Regions from separate parts of the Homo sapiens genome. Here region 1 is linked to region 2. A link is a contact called in ENCODE Hi-C data. All regions are on one chromosome and are shown on one strand. Each heading gives the region's core, a stretch centred on a gene start or an enhancer-like site at or near the end of the contact. The rest is flanking DNA. Distances are from core to core; before and after follow the strand shown.

What was found. A loop is a pair of places that touch in the nucleus more often than their neighbours do. Pooled maps may share reads with other maps.
Region 1: a map with no recorded cell type shows a loop between it and region 2 (21-fold over the local background). The contact joins two enhancer-like sites. A Hi-C loop is called at or near these places in 7 of 37 single-sample maps with no recorded cell type and 3 of 50 pooled maps.

Annotation. Positions count from the first base shown.
Region 1 is chr9:110,807,184-110,814,106 of GRCh38, forward strand. No RefSeq gene overlaps it. Among named protein-coding and RNA genes, the nearest start is that of MUSK, 140 kb to the left of the region's middle. RefSeq lists an enhancer at 1,540-1,589. Within about 2 kb of position 1,613, at least 2 of the 41 ENCODE cell types and tissues checked have a DNase peak (open chromatin) inside an H3K27ac peak, as active enhancers do.
Region 2 is chr9:109,409,491-109,416,769 of GRCh38, forward strand. It overlaps PTPN3 (protein tyrosine phosphatase non-receptor type 3), which reads right to left. Exons shown (of 26, transcript NM_002829.4): 15 at 739-925; 16 at 509-586. Among named protein-coding and RNA genes, the nearest start is that of PTPN3, 85 kb to the right of the region's middle. RefSeq lists enhancers at 1,725-1,844, 2,365-2,464, 6,524-6,683, 6,694-6,743, 6,784-7,013. Within about 2 kb of position 1,726, at least 2 of the 41 ENCODE cell types and tissues checked have a DNase peak (open chromatin) inside an H3K27ac peak, as active enhancers do.

The DNA of each region.
Region 1 (6,923 bases), core at 363-2,862, 1.4 Mb after region 2:
GGCCTCTTGGCCCACCTGCTCTATACACAATCTTCTAGTCGACCATCCTGATTGACAACCCACAGCCCACCCCTGTCTCTGTATTTGCTGACTCAGAGCATGGAGACTTTATACATGTGAAATCACATCTCCCCTCCCCTCACGCTTGGCTTGTGTGTATTGCAAAAGCTGCAATTTAGTTTTTCCTGTGCCTTGTCTTACCCATGGATAAGAACACTAAGATACTTTCCGCTTTTTGAATATTTGTCAAAGTGATGGCACTTGGATTGGTTTCAGCATGTACATAGATTGATTCTTATTCATATACATTTACTGTCATATTGGGGAAATCTTGAGGGGAAAAGAAAAGCCTCTTACTACCATGTTCATCAAGAGTCCTCTCTGGAATAGTTGAAATAGTTTAGGAGTTATCGGTTCACTCCTTCGTCTTGTTTGCCTCCAGATTTCTTTTTTCCTTCTTTTCCTGTTTCTTAATGTTGGAACAGCCCACACCTCAATCCTTGGATGACATCTCCCTTTTATCTGTATTCATCCCTAGTGATCTCTTCTGGTTGCAAGGCTATAAATGCCATCTGTATGCTGAGATTTTTTTATTTTTAGTTCAAACCTCTCTCCCCAACTTTACACTCACATTTCTAACTGTGTGTTATAGATGATAGCTTTAGATTCTCCTCCTCAGGACTAGGCTTTCTGCTTGATCTAGGAGCAAAGCTGAAAACTGCTATGGAGCTTGGTGTTGCCTTGATACCGAGGAGGAGTCTCAGAGCCTCTCCAGTGCAAATACACACTTGCAGTGTCCTAGTGCTGCTGACTTACGTACTCATTCTAAAGAGGGTAGATTGTATCCATTTTAATAGCTCTCAATACCCTTGCCCATTCCCATTACAGCTGGCAGAAATTCCCCAGCTGCAAATGGGTTGCATTTATCTGTTACCCATTCCTGATTTGCAGCACGATTGACTGTTTCCTTTTCTGCGTGGTCTATGTGTCACTCCATGAGAATCTGGGAGAGGAGAACTCGATATGGTGCTCATTCCATCATTTTAACCATAGTGTTCTTTATTGTGAAGAGGTATCCCGGTTAGAGTGGAGTCAAAGCTTTATAGCAAGTGTATTTCAGGTAACTATTCTTTTACTTGTTTCAGATCTATTTCAGTAGCACAGCCACCAAGATAGAACACTTATAAGCCCTTATTTTGGTATAGATCACCAGAGAAACCACTCACCACTCGCACTTGGCCTTCAGTACTGAGTCATTACATATTGGAAGGTCAGAAACTACATCAACAGGAAAGACCCATAGGTGTGGGGGTCTGATATATTTGCCAGTACATTTCTTATCATTACAAACAAAGATTTATGTGTGTCTAGATGTTTACCTTGCCTTCTAAGAGGTCATGTCCTCTGAATGAAGCAAAATCAAGGTAAGCCTTTACCTGTAAGCCGTTACATGTCTTCTTTACAGAATCCCTCTTAATTAAAAACTTCTAAGAGATTCAACAGGGTTAGTTTTTCTTACAACCTTCATCGTCAGACCTGTAATTATGCAACTGGCCAGCATTGCTCTTTCAAACCACAGTCTCTGGAAAGTACACACCGTATATAGCATTTTGCCCATAAGAAGAGAAACCACCTGTAGTATCTAAGGTTACGTCAGAGAGATGTTAACCACAAAAAAACCCAGACTTAGATACACACTATCATTTTCTGGGTGTGTTCTTGACCATTTAGAGCTGTGATTAAAATTAGAAGTGTTGGCATGACACTGCTTTCTGACTTTCTTTTTTAGCCATGTTGACACCGTGGTGGTTAGTGTGATGCTCCTTCTTATTTCAATTGATGCTTTACTCAAGTATGGATGAAACATAATTTAAAGTCACCTCTTCTTCTGCTATCTTGATTTTTAAAATTATTTGGATGCATTATATTTAAGAATCTTAAGACAGTCCATTAGTATTATGTATTTATCTTCTCTTCACTCGTTTAAGTCACTTTCTGACTCAGATCACCTTCTCAGGAGACTCTCAGCATCATTCTGCCTGACATCACTCAGTTGCTTTGTTTATGGCAACCTAAAAAAGCAGCTGCCCTAATTTTAGCCCATTCCCAGAGTACCCTCAGAAGTGACAGGTAAGAAAAAATAAACTGATCAAAGATGAGAGAAAGACTTACAGAGGAGTGACACTGAGAGAGCAAAAAACCACAAATAAATTTCATTTCTAAGAACAAAGCAAAGATGACCAGGAAATGCCTGAGGAAACACATTTTTTTTTTTTTTTTGGAGGCAGAGGGTATTATATTCCTTTTTTTTCTTCAACTTTCATTCTAGATTCAGGGAGTACATGGGCGAGTGTGTTATGTGGACATGTTGTGTAGTGCTGATGTTTTCAGTACAACTAAACCTGTCACCCGGGTTGTAAGCATAGTACCCAATAGATAGTTTTTCAACCCTTGCCTCCCTTCTTCAGAGACCTCCCCCTTCTTGTATTCCCCAGTGTCTTTTGTTCCCATCTTTATGTCCATGTGTACTCAATGTTTAACTCCCACTTATACTTGAGGACATTTAGTATTTACTTTTCTGTTTCTGTGTCCATTTTGCTGCAAAGGACATGATTTTGTTCTTTTTGGCTGCATAGTATTCCATGGTGTATATGTATCACATTTACTTTATCCAATCAACCATTGATAGGCAACTATGTTGATTCCACATCATTGCTATTGTGGATAGTGCTGCAATGAACGTATGGGTACAATGTGCCTTTTGGCAGAATGATTGATTTTCCTTTAAGTGTATACCAAAGGAAATGGGATTGCTGTATCAAATGGTAGATCAACTCTTATTTATTTCTCATTCATTTCTCAAATAATTTCTCAATTATTTGAGAAATCAAGGAGACACTTTTTTTTTTTTTTTTTTTTTTTGAGACAGAGTCTTGCTCTGTTGCCTGGGCTGGAGCGCAGTGGCGTGATCTTGGCTCACCAGAACTCTGCCTCCCAGGTTCAAGCAATTTGGAGACATAATTTTTAAGACATTTTTAAATAATAAACCTCAAATATTTTAGGGAAAACATCTTTATCTCTGTTTCTATAACTGTCAACCTCTTTCTAATAAGCTTTGCAAAGCTATATGAAACTAGTTTTTAATTTTTGTATACTTGAGACAATTTTGGAAGAAAGTAGGTATCTACTCATCCAATTTCAGAGAACTCTGAGAAAATTTAGTTATTCTTATGAAAGATCTATTTTCTTATTGCAATAACTGTGAATTTATCTGGCACTTGGCCAAACTTAGCATTAACAGGTAATACATTATATTCACAACAGAAACTAGAAGATGATTCCAGAACAACACAGCCCTAAAGGAAAAATCATTAATTGTTTGACATAAATATTCTACACTTCAAAAATCTACACTTAGATTTTTTTTCTAAGATTGTTTTGTATTATTTACTAACCTAACAGCTTTCCATTAACAATAAATTTAGAACTTTTTTATATTTTAAATATCAATGTGTGCATTATTTTGGTGATGACATAATAAATCATTAGATGTTGCATACATGTTATCAAATGTATATGGAGGTTGCGTAAGTGTTATCAAGACAGGCAGCAGATGGAGTGTTGAAATATATGGACTCAGGGCTGAGTCTGCTGCCTGTCAAATCCTAGCAATTTACTTAACCCCTTTGTGTTCAATTTTCCTCATTTATGAAAAGAGAATAAGAATAGCACCAAGCTCATAGGTTATTGGAAAGATTAAATGATTTAATAAGTAGAAAAGGCTTAGAAAGGTACCTAATACACAGTAAATACTTCCAAGGACTTTGCTAATATAATTGTGTCTAATTTTTTGCAATTATATAGAAAACTGACATACTATAGCTAAATCATTACACAGATCTTTTTACTATTTCCTGCAGATACAGCAATAGAACTAACATAATTAGGTCAGATGCAATAAACCTTTTTAGGAATTTTAATATATGTTACAAAATTACCCTCCAGAAATCTTGCAACAATTTACACAACCAATAGCAATGTTTGAAAGTGCTTATTTCTGATACTTCAGCTAATTTAGCATGTCATCAAATTTAATTCTTAGCCAGTTTGATAACTGAGAAACTTTAGCTCCCTGTTTAAATTTGATTTTTCTTTTAAATTCCTGCAGATATTGTTTGCTTTTCAGATTTTTTACCAGCTGTTTTTGGGCAGTTTGTGAATTGTCAAGTATGTTCTACTGTTTGTCTTCTACTGATTGTTCTCCACCTGGACTGAGTGTGGATCCTGGAACAGTCTAGTTTTTCTTGGGAATCCTGTTACAATGTATGTTCTAGATCTACCCTCCATATTTATTATCTTTAGCCTCATTGTATACATTTTATATCAATTTCTTCTGAGATAGGTAAATGTCTTAATCTGATTTTGTAATTCATTACATCTCCTATCTGCTTTTTACTGTTTTCATTGCATTATTTTTTATTTAATTATTTTTAATAGTAATACATTCACTTGGGTCAACATTCAAAGATATAAAAATCTACACAGTAGACTTCTACTTATAAGAAGAGGGGGTGGATGTGCTTTTTCCTCTTCCTTCCACTAAATACAACTAAAAACCCGAACATCACATAGAAAACCAACGTGGAAAAGTAGAGAGAAGTAGACAGTTCATCTAGGAAGAAGACAGAGTCAAGGAATGACATTCTGGTGAGCTCTCTGGGTTTTCTTTGGGCCTCAGCTATCTCAAACTTGAAGCTGAAGAAGCCAGCAACACAGAAACGCCAGCGGGCATATACCAAAAAAAAAAAAACCAAACAAAAAAAAAGCCCCAACTAAAGCCTGCTATCTTTAGACAAAACACCAGGAAAAGGGCACCTAGCAAGACAGAAACCTTTTAGACAATAATTGCTCTCTTCTAGCCAAACACCACGCGCGCACACACACACAACAAACAAAAAAAATGGCCTCACCTCCACCCACGCCAGCAAAGACCGAGTGTGGATCCTAGACTTCTCCCTCACCAGGTGTAATAAGGAGCTCAAACTTCCCACAGGTGTGAGTCAGAAAAGTCCTCTTCCACAACTCAGACTTTCATGCCTCTGAGCTCTAAATGCATATAGAGGAAATATTTAAGGCAATATATTATAAACATAGGAGGCTAAAGCGATATAAAAGGAGGTCCTTTCTACACTTTGTTTGAACTGGTAAAATGTCGACACTAGTAACTGTGATAAGTTACATACGTACTGTATAATGCATGTATAATGTAATCCCTAGAGCAACCATAACAAAACTCCACAAAAAGATACACTTCAAAACACTATTGGTCAGGTGCGGTGGCTCACACCTGTAATTTCAGCACTTTGGGAGGCCAAGGCAGGTGGATCACCTGAGGTCAGGAGTTCAATACCAACCTGGCCAACATGGCAAAACCCTGTCTCTATTAAAAATACAAAAATTAGCTGGGTGTGGTGGCACATGCCTCCCAGATACCTGGGAGGCTGAGGCAGGAGAAAAGCTTGAACTCGGGAGGCAGAAGTTGCAATGAGCCGAGATCACACCACTGCCCTCCAGCCTGGGTGACAGAGCAAGACTGTGTCTCAAAAACAAACAAACAAACAAAACCCACTATAGATATATCAAGACAGAATTCTAAGAAATGTTCAAGTAACCCACAGGAAGGCAAGAACAAGAAAACAGAAAAAAAAAAAAAAAACAGAGCAAATAAAAAGCAACAAATAAAATGGCAGACTTAAGCCTTGACATAGTAATAATTACATTAAGTATAATTATCGTAGAATTTTAAATGTTTAGATGGGCTTCCAGTCCAAGATGGAGAGAGAGCATGTGTTTGCCTCACCACCTGGGGTCTCAATGGACTACGGATTTGGATAAATTTCTGCAAAATGGAAAACACATGGCATCATACTAACAGACAAGACTCACAGGAAACAAAAGAGTGATACAATAGAGGTAGAAACCATCTGTTTGGTTCTATCCTTGAGAGGCTAAATAGAGACTATTTCCCTAGAGCTACTAACTAAAATACTATCACCTGGCAGGAAGCAGTGGGGGTTGGGAGGAGGGGCGGCAGTGAACTCAAAATAGATGATTACCTTTCTGGTGTCAGTGCCTGGTCCATACCCCTCACTCCTAGCAACAGTTCTTCTTCTCCGTTTCCTTCCTTAAAATCCTCCATTAATTTTTTATTCATTCATTTGACCAATACTTAGTGATTAGCTACTAAATGCTAGGCACTGTCACAGTTGCTGGGGAAATACTAGTGAACAAGATAAGTCTGATTTGGGGGAGTTTTAATTCTACTAACGAACAAATAATAAATATGAAAACAAAAATATAAACAGATCATTTTAAATAGCAATGAGTTCTATGAAAGCAGAGACATTGCAGGAATTAGTGTATATCCTTCCACCTGCTCATCACAAATAAATTCATTAGCAACTGCACTGCTACGACATTTCAAAGGCTGTTGAAATTCCACGTCTCCAAGGGCTGGAGTTCTCATTGCTATCAGCAAATGATCTGACTCCAGAATCCCAACCTTAGGGTATGCTTCCTAGGACTACTCTTAGGATACAGGGTTAGGTCATGTATTAGTCCATTCTCATGCTGCTAATAAAGACATACCGAAGGCTGGGTAATTTATAAAGGAAAGAGATTTAATTGACTCACAGTTCAGCACTGCTGGGGAGGCTTGAGGAAACTTACAAACATGGCAGAAGGGGAAGCAAGCATGTCCTTCTTCACATGGTGGCAACAAGAAGTACTGAGCAAAAGGGGAAAAGACCACACCATCAGATCTCATGAGGACCCATTCACTATCAGGAGAACAGCATGGAAGTAACTGCCCCCATGATTCAATTACCTCCCACCAGGTCTCTCCCACAACACATGGGGATTAT
Region 2 (7,279 bases), core at 476-2,975:
CACTTGGCCTTCGGCAGCTGTTAAGGCCACATTAAAAAAAACCTCTCAATTCTAGGCTGGGTGCGGTGGTTCACGCCTGTAATCCCGGCACTTTGGGAGGCCAAAGTGAGTAGATTGCCAGGTGTTTGAGACCAGCTTGGACAACATGGTGAAACCCCATCTCTACAAAAAATATGAAAAAAATTAGCTGGGTATGGTGGTGCATCCCTATAGTCCCAGCTGAGGTGGGAGGATCACCTGAGCCTGGGGAGGTCAGCGCTGCAGTGAGCTGCGATCGTGCCACTGCACTCTAGGTTTGGGCGATAAAGTGAGTTTTTAAAAAAAAACAAAAAAAACCCCAAATATCTCAAACCAAACAAAAACAAAAAAAACCCCCAACTCTCAATTCTGAGGGTTGAACCAACTTCCTTATGTAGCTCAGGAATGCAGCACATTTGTAATGCAAATTAAAAACTCATTGAAAGATTGCTTCCCAGCACAAAACTTCCTTTATAAATACACAACATACCTTAAGATTAAATCCAAATTTTCCATCTTCATCTGGTGTGATACGGATCAAGACTAAGTAGCTGTCACCATTATCATTCTGGAAAACGGTTTGAAAGTGGTCATTTGCATCACATCTCTCTCCAGCAGTTGGTGATAAGATATTTTCATTTAGTTAGAGCTACTCAGCTGCCCACAAGAGGCCGGGAAGCCCTGGGTGTGTGGATCACCCGGCTGCCTGCGCTCGCTCACCTTGTCACAGTAGTACTGGCTGGCGTCCTCGGTGGAGCCCCCTTTGGTCACCCTGTGGAAGTCATCTAAGAGCTGCTGATCAACGCCGTCAGGTGAGCAGGAGCCTGGAGCATTTGAAGATGGAGACACAGAACTGGATGACTTCTGGGTCAGGTAGCTTTGTGCCGGATTGTTCTCGGATAAACTCCTTCATCATGGGGAAGGAGGAGATATTAATAACTGGGTTAATATTTTATTAGAGCAAACACTACTGACTGTAGGGGCCTGGCAGCTGGGGGCTGTATGTTTCCCTGGAACCTCAGCTGCATAGGTTGTCAGCGGGATTTGAGTACACCCAGGGCCCACTGACCACCCCTGACCGCATCTGGCCTAGACACTGTCACATGGTTTTGGGGAAAAGGGATAGGAGGCAGGGTGGATCTGGAAACTGCTGAAAACTTTGCTCCCTTCCCCGCTGCTTTAGAAGGGTGACAGGGAAATGTGTCCAGCTCCTCTGGTGGTTTCATTACTGAACCAGGCTCTGCCAGGCAAGCTCATGCAGATGCACAGCCCATCCCTTCTGAAAGCTTTTTTCCTTCTGTCTCACTTCTGCGGATGGTTCTGCTTCATAGGACTCTTGCCTCCTCAAAGGAAACAGGACTGTTGTTGTTGTGCGTTCAGGAGAATTTATATTATTCCTAGTTGGCATGATTTGCCTGTGACATCCATGAACTGCCACGCTGAGATCTTGTTACATTTTCCTCTATCGAATATAGTTTCTTCTGTATCGTGGAGCTGCACTGTCTAGTATGGTAGCCACTAGTTATATGTGGCTACTTAAATTTAAATAAATTAAGACAAGAAACCAGCCATACTTCACATGCTCACTAGCCATATGCGGCCAGTGGCTCCCGTATGAGACAGTGCAGTCAGAGAACATTTCACCACGGCAGGAAGTCCTGCTGGACAGCGCTGTCTTAGAGAGTTACAGATGATGAAAACGGAACAGAACTTTGTGGTCATTTGTTCTAACTCCCAGTTCACAGATGAAGAAGCTGAGGTCAGGAGAGGCTGAGTAACTTGCCCAGGGTCACATGGCTTTCCCCCGGCTTAGCAGACAGAAACCTGACCGATGTGCGTCCTAAGCCTTTCTTCCCTCTCCAGACCATGCAGAGCCCACTTCCAAGACCCCTATTTCTAACCCCTCAGAGTCACAGGGATTAACCATCCCTGCTGTCACTGTACAGGACAGGACCCTTGAGTCTCTGCATCACCCACACCAGCCCCTTCCGGAGCCACAGGCCCAGCACAGACACCTTACAGAGCTGATGACTATGGGGCTCTCCTACATTCTAAGACTCTGCCCCACCCTAACCTCATCCAAAGTGAAGTGAGGGGAGAAGCGCAGAGACCAAGTCATTCAGTGAAACCCAGACAAAAGACAGCTGCTACTGCCTCTTTCTTGACCTTCATTTCAAGCCCTTATCCATGGATTTTTTATGAAATTGGTGCTTCTCTTTCTCCTAGTGAGTTTAAATGAGCCTAATTTAAATATAAAATCTGTATCATAGTCACACAGAATGATTCATAATCACAATCTATTTGAATAAAATATTCAGTGACAGACCAATGGAGAAACACAGCGATACAGTAGGACAAGAGTCTGGCCTTATGGTGTCCAAGTGGCTGGTTGGGGGTAGGGTGTTATGGATGGGAAGGCATTTCAGAGACAGAGTATTTTGGAATTGAAGTTGTATACAAGTTTTCAGATTGAAAAAGCATGACTTTCACTTACGTAAAAGGAAGCTTTACAAAATTCCCCCCAAATACGGCATCTTTGCTGGGTTTCACTGTTTACAAGAGCATCACCCAGTGGCAGAAAGGGCAACTGCTTGGCAGTTACAAAACAAGTTAAAATGGTATTTCCAGTTCTCGTTCTGTCTGTCTCTGTCTCTGTCTCTACCTCTGTCTCCCTCTCTCTCCCTCCCTGCACCCCCCCAATCCATTTTTTTTTCTTTTGAGGTAGGGTAAAGCTCTGTTGCCCAGGCTGGAGTGCCATTACATGACCACAGCTCACTGCAGCCTCGATTTCCTGACTCAAGAGATCTTCCTATCTTGGTCTCTTGAGTAGCTGGGACCACAGGCATTCGCCATGTCCAACTAATTTTAATTTTTTTTTTTTTTTGAGTCAAAGTCTCGCTCTGTTGCTAGGCTGGAATGCAGTGGTGCAATCTCGGCTCACTGCAACCTCCGCCTCCCGGGTTCAAATGATTCTCCAACCTCAGCCTCCTGAGTAACTGGGACTACAGGTGCCCGCCACCACACCCGGCTAATTTTTTATATTTTTAGTAGAGACAGGGTTTCACCATGTTGGCCAAGATAGTCTCGATCTCTTGACCTCGTGATCCACCTGCCTCGGCCTCCCAAAGTGCTGGGATTACAGGTGTGAGCCACCATGCCCAGCCTTTTAAAAATTTTTTGTAGACACAGGGTCTCACTATGCTGCCTAGGCTGGTCTAGAACTCATGGTCTCAAGCAATCCTCCTGCACTGGCCTCCCTAAGCGCTGGGATTACAGGTGTGAGCCACCATCCCCAGCCCTATTTTTCTTTTTTGATTTAAAACTCAATGGTCTGTCTAAACTAGCCCATGGTACTAAATGACAACAGTACTACTACTATTACTATTGCTGCTAGTACTAATACTATATTCCAAGTCATTTTATGCCCTAACCTATTTTTTTTTTTTTTTGAGACAGAGTCTTGCCCTGTCGCCCAGGCTGGAGTGCAGTGGCACAGTCTCAGCTCATTGCAAGCTCAAGCTCCACCTGCCAGGTTCACACCATTCTCCTGCCTCAGTCTCCCATGTAGCTGGGACTACAAGCACCTGCCACCAATGCCTGGCTAATTTTTTTTTTTTTTGTATTTTTAGTAGAGATGGGGTTTCACCATGTTAGTCAGGATGGTCTCGATCTCTTGACCTTGTGATCTGCCCGCCTCGGCCTCCCAAAGTGCTGGGATTACAGGCATGAGCCACCGTGCCCGGCCTGCCCTAACCTATTTTCTAAGCAGGGTTGGAGGGGTTACTCTTAGTCATTTATTTCAACAAATGGCTGATTTTTGGCCTGCTCAACTGTGTACACAGGTGCTCTGTAGGGCGCGGTGATATTCTGTTCAGTGTGCAAGATGGACAGACAGACGAGGAAGAGGACATCAAATGAGGAGATGCAATGAGTAAGTGGCAGCTGGCCACAGCACAGGGTGGCCAGGGGTGAAGGCACCAAAGCCCTAGTGCCTCCTCTGTCGCTGGGCAGAATGCAGTGCGGCTGAGGAGCGCAGGGGAGTTGCCCCATGAATTCCACAAGTGGAGTGAAGAAAGGGGCAGGATGAGGGATGCAAGAAGATGGTGAGGATGGGATGGAGCCAATGACAAGGGGGAGGAAGGAGCAGAAGAGGTTTGTCCCTGAGGCAGGACGGGGAAGACACCATGGAAGAGCCAGTGTGGGACTGACCACATCCTGGTTCTTAGGGAGAAAGGGGCAGAGACAGAGAAATGTGAGACACAGACTGACCATCAGGCAGACAAACAAGTATTCACCCTCCAGAAAACACATGCTTCTGAACTGTAAAGGCAGCAGGCATCAGAAAGAAACACTCCCATGAAAGAGACACTCCCGCACGAAGCTCTCCCTAAACCCTAGAAAATTAAAGACCTCCCCGCCCCGCCGCCTGTGAAAGGAGGCAAAGTCCTGCTCTCAAATTGTGGTGTGATGGAACAGGGGCCCTGTTTTGGGAGCTTCTCAAGGTCAGGAGACCCTAGTGCTCTTTCTGTTCCTCTCCTAGTACTCGGAACACAGGACCAGGCACACAGGGAGTACTCAACTGAAATGCTGAGTGAATGAAGAATAAAGCCTCTTGGCAAGGTACCAAGAGGATCACCCGAGGTGATTGGGTGAGTTACTCTAAAAGAGCAAGGAATTTACTCAGGAATCTGGAAGCTCAGGTGCAAAGTGAAGGCGAGTTAAATGGTTCTCATCTGCAAGATCAGAGCTTCTGAGAATGTGCTGTGCACAGGAACCAGCTGGGGTCCTGCTGAATGCAGAGTATGATTCGGCAGGCCTGTGTGGGTCTGAGATTCTGCATTCCGACCAGCTCTCAGGTGCTGCAGCTGCTGGCCTGTGGCCACAGCTGGAATAGCACGGCGCTAGAGGAACTCATACCAGTTCACCCAGAGGGCACAGTTTCTTCTGAATAAAATTCCTGGAGAAATTTCCCACATGGCTCCTCACATAAGGGTCCTTGAGTAACAGAAAGAAGACTGTCTTCCAATACACATTTTTATGATGTGGAGACAGTCACCACAGGAAACAGCTCATCTGGGGCTGTAATAAATGCCAAGGGCACAAGATCAAAGTGGCAGAGGGGATATGGTTCAGGTATGGTGCTTTATGAGCTCACAGTCTTTCCTGCTGGAACAACAGATCATGAATCTGTCTAGGCTTCCCCTATAGATATCAGACACCTCACTGGCAAGAAAGCACTTGCTAAACCTCGGTCAATTCATCCCTGAATTCTCTGAGGAGAATTTCTCATTGACAGATGCCCTGCAGGGGCACCTACCACATAGTCCTGCTCACAGGTGACAGTTACCAAACTTGTCAAAGTAAATATGTTTGAGTTCTTGGGGTACAGATAAATATGGTGTGATGTTGCTCATGTGATATGGACACATGATGTGGAAGTGGCAGAGGGGGCATCCCATTGTGAAAACTTAGGAGTTTGTATCTCGGGGCCCCATCTAGTTTCATCTAACCATTTGTCCGTCTGTCCGTCCGTCCGTCCGTCCATCCGTCCATCCGTCCGTCCATCCAACCATCCATCCATCCATCCATCCATCCATCCATCCATCCATCCATCCATCCAAATAGTCACTGAATGTCTATTAAATGCCAAATAACCATGTCAGGTTTTAAGGAAGGAGAGGTGAATAGGGCACTATCCCTGCCCTCAAAGAATTCACTGTCCAAAGGAGAAGAAATACAATTAACCAAGTAATAATATTATCATGTTACAGTGGAGATGCTCAGATGTCTAGGGTACTGTGTAAGGCCAGGAGAGGCTTCCTGGAGCAGGTGCACTTGAGCTTGAGTTTGAAAGATGAATTAATAGGAGTTTGAACAGGTAGTCAAGTGGGAAAAAAGGCATTCTGGCAAAACACTGATAATAACAAACACACAAACAAAAGCAGTAGCACAGGTAAAGGCAGGAAATGCTGAAAAAGCAGAGAAAAGGTATTTAAGCAGGAAGTGACATTCTTGGATGTGTATTTCAGAATGATAAATTTGCTATTCTTGTGAAGCATGGTGTGGAAGGAGGTGACACCAAAGACAGGGGAACGATTTGGATATGACTGAGCTAGACTGTGCAAGAGACGATGGTGGCTGCATGGGGGCAGTGCAGTGGGGATGGTGGAGGAGTCAAATGTAAGAGATGTCTGGGAGGTAGAATCAACACGATGAGAAATGGCATAGGGACAGTGAAAGAAAAGGAGGAGTGAGGGACGACTGATGTTTCAAATAGGTGCAAACTGGGAAGTACTGAAACAATGGCCCCCCTTACCAAGACACAGGAACAGCCATGGGCTGGACACCAACATGAGGAGCTGAGATTGGATCATATTGGGTTTCAGGTATCTGAGAGACATCTACACGCAAGTGGACTCAAACAAGAAGGCAAGGTTCAAGGAAAAGGGACACAAACACTCTGAACAAAACCCTGTCCCTGCCTGGTGTCCTCCGAGGGGGACATGTAGAATGGTATGCAGATCCTTCCTCCACATTCAGATCTAGTGCCACCCTCTAGAAGGCTCATTTGCACTTGGAGAATGGTGGTTACGAGGGTGATGGGTGGAAAGTGACTACATTGGAATTGTCTATCTTAAGGAACAGTAACCAAGGCTGGCAGGTGGAACTGGGAACAGACACCATCTGTGTTGTCCTGAGAGTTCAAGGCAGGAACCTTGATGCTGGGTCAGCGTCAAGGAGGCTTCCAGCACAGCTTGGGAAGAACAGTGGGCACCTGGGCTGTCTAACGACAGAGCACACAGCTGCACTGTAGGGGACTCTCCATTGCTCGCAGGGCTCTCAGGGCTGGGGGAATTCCTACACTGCCGCCAAAGCTGAAGAAGGGGATCCCCCAGGTTCCTTCCAATGAACAGAAGTTTTTTGTTTTTTGTTTTTTTGTTTCTTTTTTTTTTTTTTGACAGGGTCTCACTCCAATGCCCAGCCTGGAGTGCAGGGGTGCGACCACAGCTCACTGCAGCCTCGACCTCCTGGGCTCAAGTGATTCTCTCATCTCAACCTCCCGAGCAGCCAGGACAACACGCAGACAACATCGTGCCCGCCTAATTTTTGCATTTTTTTGTAGAAATGGGGTTTTGCCATGTTGCCCAGGCTGGTTTTGAACTCCTGGGATCAAGCAATCTGACCAGCATGGCCTCCCAAAGTACTGGGATTATAGGTATGAGCCACTATGGCTGGCCAGCACAGAATTTTTGAAATAAAA